Regions from separate parts of the Homo sapiens genome. Here region 2 is linked to region 1. Evidence: read pairs that join two places in POLR2A ChIA-PET (ENCODE). Cell type or tissue: PC-9. All regions are shown on one strand. Each heading gives the region's core, and the rest is flanking DNA. Links, peaks and the distances in the headings are about the cores only.

The links. ChIA-PET counts read pairs that join two places held together with the same protein. Peaks named below come from ENCODE experiments on the same cell type or tissue, not always from the same donor. Only the 100,000 strongest peaks of a DNase experiment are listed, where the experiment ranks them.
Region 2: POLR2A ChIA-PET joins it to region 1 with 8 read pairs; 2 of 35 experiments call an interaction of 5 or more read pairs at or near these places.

The regions. Positions count from the first base shown.
Region 1 is chr2:230,742,252-230,746,645 of GRCh38, forward strand. The region is part of intron 1 of CAB39 (calcium binding protein 39); the gene reads left to right. Among named protein-coding and RNA genes, the nearest start is that of CAB39, 32 kb to the left of the region's middle. In PC-9, for the core only: no CTCF peak of the experiment used is centred there; no DNase peak of the experiment used is centred there.
Region 2 is chr2:230,682,666-230,687,059 of GRCh38, forward strand. No RefSeq gene overlaps it. Among named protein-coding and RNA genes, the nearest start is that of LINC01907, 16 kb to the right of the region's middle. In PC-9, for the core only: no CTCF peak of the experiment used is centred there; DNase peaks (open chromatin) are centred at 1,786 and 2,266; H3K27ac peaks cover 3,510 bases.

The DNA.
Region 1 (4,394 bases), core at 271-4,270:
GCAAGCTCCGTCTCCCGGGTTCACGCCATTCTCCTGCCACAGCCTCCCGAGTAGCTGGGACTGCAGGCACCCGCCACCACGCCCGGCTAATTTTTTTGTATTTTTAGTAGAGACGGGGTTTCACCGTGTTAGCCAGGATGGTCTCGATCTCCTGACCTCGTGATTCGCCCGCCTCGGCCTCCCACAGTGCTGGGATTACAGGCGTGAGCCCCCACGCCTGGCCAATAAATCTTGTAAGAAAATGAAAACTTCTTATATTAAGTGACAAAGTTGAAATGCAAATGGCAAACTAGGAGAACATATTTGCAAAAAAAAAAAAAAAAAAATCTAAACAGCCAAAGGGATAATGTTCATAATTATTCGATATCCTACAAGTCAATAAGAAAAGGACTCCAAAGCCAGCTGGCTAATGGGCAATAGAGATGTACAATTTCAGTAAGAAAATACAAATGGAAGTATGTTCATTGTCATTAATGATTGGCAATTCAAATTAAAATAATTGATCAGAGGGGTGGAAAGAAGAGGAAGGCAAGAAGACAGCATTTTTAATCTGGCAAATCGGAAAGGTTAATAGGTCCTAGTGTTGATTAGCTGGCAAAGAAATGGCTGCCTTCATGGACTTTTGATTCAAGACTGTGTAAATTGGCCTAAGTTTTTGGTATGAGTTAAGAATCTTTGTGTTTTGACTCTCAGACTGCCTTATCAGAGTCACTCAGAATCTTCCTTGGCTGCATTTTCCTCTCATATGTGGTATACATAACTGCACAGAACATCGTGTGGTCTCTTTGTGGCCGGGTCAGCCATTTGTTTAGCCGTTCCTTATGAATAGCTTTCTAAGGTGGGCAGGAGAGGTCTAATTACCTCAAGTTTTATAAAGATGAGGAAACTGGCATTAAAGCTCATTGACTGTCCTAGTTCTGGTTAGTAGAGAAGAAGACAAGGAGTTGCAGTTTCTTTCCCTTCACTCACTCTATATGACTTCCACAGACAACTAGGCTGGAACTCTACGACAAAGTAAGGCCGGCTATGTCTGCACAGAAAGGAAGGGAGAGATAGAGTAACTCATTAAAAATAAGACCCCCAAAGACGAGTCTTTTTGCTGAAATAGTTAAAAAGCAATCTGTGCATTGGAAAAATGCTGTGATGACCCCCTACTGACTCCAGAAAGAGTTGTGTTAGTCTGACAGTTTCAAGTGTGAAGAAAATACGTATTTACTTTTATAATTAATCTAAAGGACATTATTAAAGATAGTTTTGTGTGGAGTTATTGATAAAAATATTGAAAGTTTTGCCAAGCTACATTAATATAGAAAATTTAAACATAAGGATGTAGACCTTAATTTTTAAACTTGACTTTATTTATGATGTTATTAAGCTAATTTAGAACTTGATATTCAGTCATAACTAGAAGAAACTCATTTAGAAGAGTACTCGCTTTGATGGCAGCTTGTTTCAGTACTGAGCAAACTACCTTTCTTGTAAACAACAAAAGACATTTGAAAACTGCTGATTGGGGCCAGTATTAAATTAGGGCAAAAAACAAATATTAATATAAAGAAAGAAACCTTTTGTCTGCAGAAATCAGGTAAGTATGTGTATGTGTGTGTATATATATGGTTATTAGAACTTAGAAGAATAAAGTCACAGAGCTCTGATACATGATACTTTTTTTTTTTTTTTTTTTTTAAGATGGAGTCTCGCTCTGTCACCCCGGCTGGAGTGCAATGGCACGATCTCAGCTCACTGCAAACTTTGCCTCCTGGGTTCAAGTGATTCTCCTGCCTCAGCCTCCCTAGTTGCTGGGATTACAGGCATCTGCCACCATGCGCGGCTAATTTTTTAAATTTTTAGTAGAAACGGGTTCACCATTTTGGCCAGGCTGCTCTGGAACTCCTGACCTCAAGTGATCCACCTGCCTTGGCCTCCCAAAGTGCTGGGATTACAGGCGTGAGCCACCGTGCCCAGCCCCATGATACATTCTTAACTTCGAAGAGCTACTTAGTTATGGTCAGTTTGGTTAAAACACTTCCAGCCATATATACATATTTTTTCTTTTTTTGGAGACAAAGTCTTACTCTGTTGCCCAGGCTGGAGTGCAGTGGCACGATCTCGGCTCACTGCAGCCTCCACCTCCCAGGTTCAAGCAGTCCTCCTGCCTCAGCCTCCTGGGTAACTGGGAATACAAGCACGTGACACCATGCCCAGCTAATTTTTGTATTTTTAGTAAAGACGGGGTTTCACCGTGTTGGCCAGGCTGGTCTTGATCTCTTGACCTCGTGATCCGCTCACCTTGGCCTCCCAAAGTGCTGGGATTACAGGCGTGAGCCACCACGCCTGGCCTCCAACCATATTTTGAAGTATATTCTCTAACTGTGTTTAGATGTTACAGTGGTTGTTTATACATGTCCTACCTTGTTCCAGAAAGAATTTAAGGGAGCTTGAAATAATCTGTTGTGTTTATCATAACTTTAGTTTTTGAAATCTATAACAACTGCATGGTACACTGAAATCACCACAGTAAAATTTGACAATAGTAGTATGAGTCTCTCAATAAGTATTTGAGGTTTAACATGAAGTTCCTGTTTGTAAAATTAACACATAGCTTTCTGCAAGAGCTGTTGCTACTTTGTAAAATGACTTTTCTCTAAAAAATCAGCTACTAAAGCAAAGCCCACTCTTTTCTCTAAGCAAATATATTTTGTTGCTCCAATGAAGAATGAACCTTAGCATTACAGCATATTTCATAAACATTCATAATTTGACATTTCTCATTTACTATAAAGAAAATTTTTAAGGATTAACAGAAAGCCTTTTTTAAGAGGAACATAAGTGTTTTTAAACAATACATTCACTAAGCCCATTTCATTAAGTACTCATTGTTTAATTCATTCATTCATTAAAGATAGGTTAGCATAAGAATTATTTAATACTTTAGATTACCAAAATGGAATTAATGGTCTACTTGACATATATAATAGGTATATCTAGTTTTAGGATCGTGGAGAATGTTCCGCTAACAATGGTCTACCTTTACCCTTGCCTCTCTATTCTGGAAAGGTTAAAAAAATTTGAAGTCTTTGAAAAATCTTTTTTTGTAAGTGTTCTGAGAAAAATGTAGACATGTGCCTAAAGGAAGTTTGTTTTAGTTAAGATGCTATTTTCCCAAAGGATGATGAGTCCTCAGAGGAGCTCATGGTCCTCAGACCTATGCTTGCACTCCGGAGACTTGGTTGGGACTGGGAGGTACTCTCTATGCAGCATATATCTGAGATTTAATAGAAAAGGAACTTTATCAATGATGAGCAATAATCCTCTTAAAAGCAGATGAAGCTGGGGTATGGACCAAGCTTTTTAAAATTTTTTTCTTTTTTCTTTTTTTTGCAGGGGAGGCGGGGCCAGAGTTTCGCGCTTGTTGCCCAGGCTGGAGTGCAGTGGTGCCATCTCAGCTCACGGCAACCTCCACCTCCCGGGTTAAAGCGATTCTCCTGCCTCAGCCTCCAGAGTAGCTGGGACTACAGGCACATACCACCACGCCCAGCTAATTTTTGTACTTTTAGTAGAGACGGGGTTTCACCATGTTGGCCAAGATGTTCTTGATCCCCTGACCTTGTGATCCGCCTGCTTCGGCCTCCCAAAGTGCTGGGATTACAGCATGAGCCACCGCGCCTGGCCAAAATCTTTAAATTAAAAAAAAAATTTTTTTAAGGATGGGGCATTCAGGGGTATCCTTTTCATGTTTATTTGACTCATAATCTTAGAAATTGCCCTTTGCCTATTTGGTCGGGATTTAACAAAGTCACTCAGCAAACATTTATTTGTGATTACTGTGTTTAAAATTACATTTTTATGTTTTATATTTTTTTGTAATACTTGATTTATGTGTAAGATGACAGAACAAGTAAGTACAAAAAGTAGAATCTGGAATCAGAAGACTTGCCTTGAATCCTGACACCTACATTCAGTGTGTAATGTCACGGCTAGCCTTTTATGTGACTTTAAAGATATACAGGAATTAGTTACCATGGGAGCTAGAGAAAGGGTGCAGGGTGGTTTCATGGATGGAAAGTGTTCGCAGACATTGGGTTAGGGAGTACACATCACAGTATGTAACACACCTTAATCAATGACTCATTCCAGTTTAACACTGATAAAAACAGTCAATCCCAAAAAGCTGTGACGCTGCATAACAGGATGGCTCTATAAATAGTGTTGCACTCTTAGGAACCCAGATCAACCCTTTGAATATTCCATCTTGGGTATTACGTGAAGCCATCACACTTTAGTCACAATATTGCCAGGTTTATATTCATGGTATAAACAGTATTCAGACAGACAAATTAAGAGTTGCTCAGCAAAGGTGTGAGTCCAGCTTTGTGTGTAGCAATAGAGAAATT
Region 2 (4,394 bases), core at 88-4,087, 60 kb before region 1:
GGATAAGAAGTCTAGAGTCAGACAGATGATGGTGATGGCTCAATAGCCTTTTGAGGACAAGGTGGACTCTGCTAGCCATTTCCTCATGGTTGAAAGATGGCTGTCCCTGCTCCAGCCATTGCATCTACAGTCAAGGAAGGAAGAAGGAGAAAACGATGTACCAGCTGTGTATCTCCCCTATTACCAGGAAAGCAAATGCTTGTCTAGAAAACACTCCTTCTCTCCAGCATATTCCCACTGGGTCTTCTTGAGAGAACCGTGTCCCTTGGCCTTCCCTTGGCTGCAAGAGAGCTGAGAGAACTGGGAACGGGACTGCCATGGTAGATGAAGTCAGCACCTTCTGCTGGGCACACCGCTGCATGGAACTAAATCAGGGTCCTCGTACGAAGGCGAAAATGGGGCTGGATATTGATTAGGCCAACATGAGATCTGCTGTGATACATCCTCTGTGTGGTGAACAAAGTCTTGTCCTGCTCTAGAGCGTTGATATTCGGGCCAGTGAAGGATGGAAATAGCTGTTAGGTCCAGCTGAGGGCAGGACTGGGAAGAGGAGTGATGGGAAGGTAGTCAGAGGCCAGAGCTGAGTCCCTGGACACCAGCCTGTGTTTGTGCTGAGAGGGGAGCTCTCCGCACGGTCTTGAGCAGCTGTGAAACAGGCAGAGCTGTCTTCGGGGAGATGGAAGAGGCAGGCCTGGCCAAACTAAGGGGCAGGTGCAGACCACAGCCACAGTTTGGGAGGCAGCAAGTGCCTGCCCAGCCTCCAGCACCCCCTTTGGGCCTCTGGGCACCTCAGAAATGTGAACTGGGCAACCCAGGCTCCGCATTCACAGGCGTAAAGTGTGGCACCCTTTGAGAAGGGGACTCAGGTCAGACTGGCCCTCCAGAAACCTCAAGACTACCACCCCCATGTCTCTTCCTTATACCCTGTGGTCCTCACCATGGTCCTCTCATTTGATCCCGGTCCTCTTGCCCAGCTATCCCCTGGCTCCTCCCACAGCATTAGGGTTCCATCCCCAGCAATGCTGGGTAAGAGCTTCCCAGGACTCCTCTCCCCTCCCCAGGGCCCTCTATTTGAGCAGAACCAGACAGGGCAACACAGGGGCAGATGATGAGCTACACAGGGCCCGCTGCTGGCTGGTTGTGAGTGGGTAAGAAAGGAGGAGGGCAAAGCTGACTCCCCACGCTAAGCCTAGGTGACCCATCCAGCAGCCTACAGCTGTGCAGTGGGACTTGGGCAGCAGTGATGGTTCAATAGCCTTTTGGGGACAAGGTGGCCTCTGTTAGCCATTTCCTCATGGTTTAAAGATGGCATCCCAGTGTGTGACCTGGACACCAGGTTTTGTCTCAGATGAGCCAGAGAGTAGAGAAGCCCCTCAGGCTGCACTCCCCCATGTTTCTGCCCTTCGTCCACTCCATCGAGCATGCCCTGCACCCTCAGATCCCAGGGCCTTTGCTCATGCCATCAGTCTGCCTGGAACACTCCTCCCCACCCTGCTCTCCAAGTTGACTCCCACTCTTCCTTTGCGCCCCAGCTTAGACATCATTTCTCTGAAGACCCCTTTCTTGGCCTTTTGCCTGGTTCTTTCTTTCCCCGTTTTCCTTCTTAGGAGTATGTGATTCTGTATTAGTTCAGATCATTACCACCAATCACTGAGTCAAACATGCAATCCCAGTGAGCAAGCACAACAGAGGCTGATTTCTTCTACTTCCACGTGGCTTGGGAAGGCCTCCTTCATTTGTAGTTACACTGGCCACCTGGCAATATGCCACACCCAATGTCACCAATGCGGAGCATGAGAAGGAAGCACACCAGCTTTTAAAGTGCATCCTTGGAGGTGACACAAATCACACCCACTCAAGGTCCTTGCCAGAATTGATCACATGCCCCAGACTAAACTGTAAAAGGTATTGGGAAATAGTGGGATGTACGTGGAATAGTTAGTTAGTTAGTTAGTTAGTTAGTTAGTTAGTTAGTTATTTTTAAGAGATGGGGTCTCAGTTGTTGCCCTGGTTGGTCTCAAACTCTTGGGTTCAAGCAATCCTCCTGCCTGAGCCTCCTGCGTAGCTGAGATGACAGGTGTTTGCCACCATGCCCAGCTCATGGAATATTTAGGAAGCTCTACTTGTCTCTGCCACAGCTTTTTGTAAAAGCCTCTTATCACAGTTGTCACTTTACATTTATTTATGAGCTTCTTGGATGGTGTCTGTCTCTGTCCCGAGGGTTGTGAGCTCCAGTGAGGACAGGAATTGCATGTGTTGGCTCACGGTTCCCCCTCAGGGTCTAGCCGACTACCTGTGTGTCATCGGTGTCCAGGAAATATTGAGTGACTCACTAAATAAATAAACTGCATTAAGTGGGCAGTGGGCTTAGCAATTGAGAGTTCACTTCAGGCCACAAAGAGCATCATTTCAGAGGGAAACAAAACTTCAAAGTCTAAGGAGTGAAATTGAGTTAGGGATCAGAGGGGCAGCTAATTTTGACAGAGAAAAGCAAGAAGATCTGATGAGGAGAGGCACGGGGGAATTTTCCCAGAGGCCCAGCTCCCTAAATCAGCTTTTATTAAACCACTCCTTGGTACTGTGGCTGTCCCTGGGTGCCACAGACACAAAGAGCTGTGGGGGAGAAGGGGAAGGTTTTGCAGCCATCACTAGCTCCCACTGCTTCCCCTGTGACCTTACCACTGTGAAAAATAATGCAGCAACAGCAGAATGCACAGTTTCCATAATTAGGCTCCGTGAAGAGGGGAAGCCGTCTCAAAAAGCCTGCTGTTTTAGCTCTGGTAGAAGTCTGGGTAGTTTAAAGCGGAGAACGTGTTTTCCAGACAGATGGCTTAACATCGGTTCCTGACAAAAGGCAGGCAGGAAAGAAGAAACCACTCAGGAAAAGAAAAGCCTTCAAACCTCTGGAGAGGCAGTGAGTGGTCTAAAATCTCTGCTTCTTCTTAGCTCTCTGGTTCTGGCCACATTACCCAGCTTCTCTAAGCTCCAGCTTCCTCACCTGTAAAATTCCTCTTCATCAGTTCTAAGACACACCTTTTTTTCTTAACATTTTAACATCGCTGAAATTAGGATGTAATTAGCGATCAATGGCAGGCCACAATATAGTTGGTAGGGCTTTTCTCTTCATATGGCATAAAGTAATGGCAAGTGTTACAATCAATGTATCTTAGATTTGATGAAATACAGCATTCCCTTTGGTTTTGGGATCAGAAATAATATAGGTGAACCGGTGCCAGGTAATATATGGAATTGTACATAGTAGATTCTCAGAAAAATCACAATTTTAATCTTATTACTTTAAGATATAAAAAAGAAAAATCTTCAGGCTAGGCGCGGTGGCTTACAACTGTAATCCCAGCACTTTGGGAGGCTGAAGCGGGCAGATCACCTGAGGTCAGGAGTTCAAGACCAACCTGGCCAACATAGCGAAACCCCATCTCTACTAAAAATACAAAAATTAGCTGGGCGTGGTGGCACACACCTATAATCCCAGGTATTCGGGAGGCTGAGGCAGGAGAACCTCTTGAACCTGGGAGACAGAAGTTGCAGTGAGCCAAGATCATGCCACTGCACTCCAGCCTGGGTGACAGAGCAAGACTCTGTCTCAAAAACAAAAACAAAAACAAAACTTCAGTCTTTGTGGGATACGTAGCATGAACAAGGTTAGAAATGTAATGTGCAACATCAGAACTAAAGTTGGCTGGGCGCTGTGGCTCACGCCTGTAATCCCAGCACTTTGAGAGGCCGAGGCGGGTGGATCACAAGGTCAGGAGATCAAGACCATCCTGGCTAACACAGTGAAACCCCGTCTCTACTAAAAATACAAAATATTAGCCAGGCGTGGTGGTGGGCACCTGTAGTCCCAGCTGCTCTGGAGGCTGAGGCGGGAGAATGGCGTGAACCTGGGAGGCAGAGCTTGCAGTGAGCCGAGACTGCTCTGGGCAATAGAGCAAGACTCTCTCTCAAAAAAAAAAAACAAAAAACAAACAAACAAAAAAACACTAAAGTTAATAAAACTTTATTGTATTAGAGATTTCTGTTAAGTTAGTAGATTTCAGCTGCTCTTGTCACCAAAAAGGAAAGTAACTATGTGAGATGATGGCTATGTTAATATGCTTCGCTATGGTAACCACTTTACTATCTATATGTATCCCATAACATTTGTTATGAACCTCAAATACACACAATAGAATTTATTTTTTAAGAAAAGTCTTTGTGACATCATCCTTAGCTAACCAACACAGGAACAGAAAACCAAATACTGCACATCCTCACTTATAAGTGGGGGCTAAATGATGAGAACACATGAACACATAGAGGAGAGCAACACACACTGGGGCCTTTTGGAGGGTGGAGGATGGGAGGAGGGAGAGGATCAAGAAAAACAACTAATG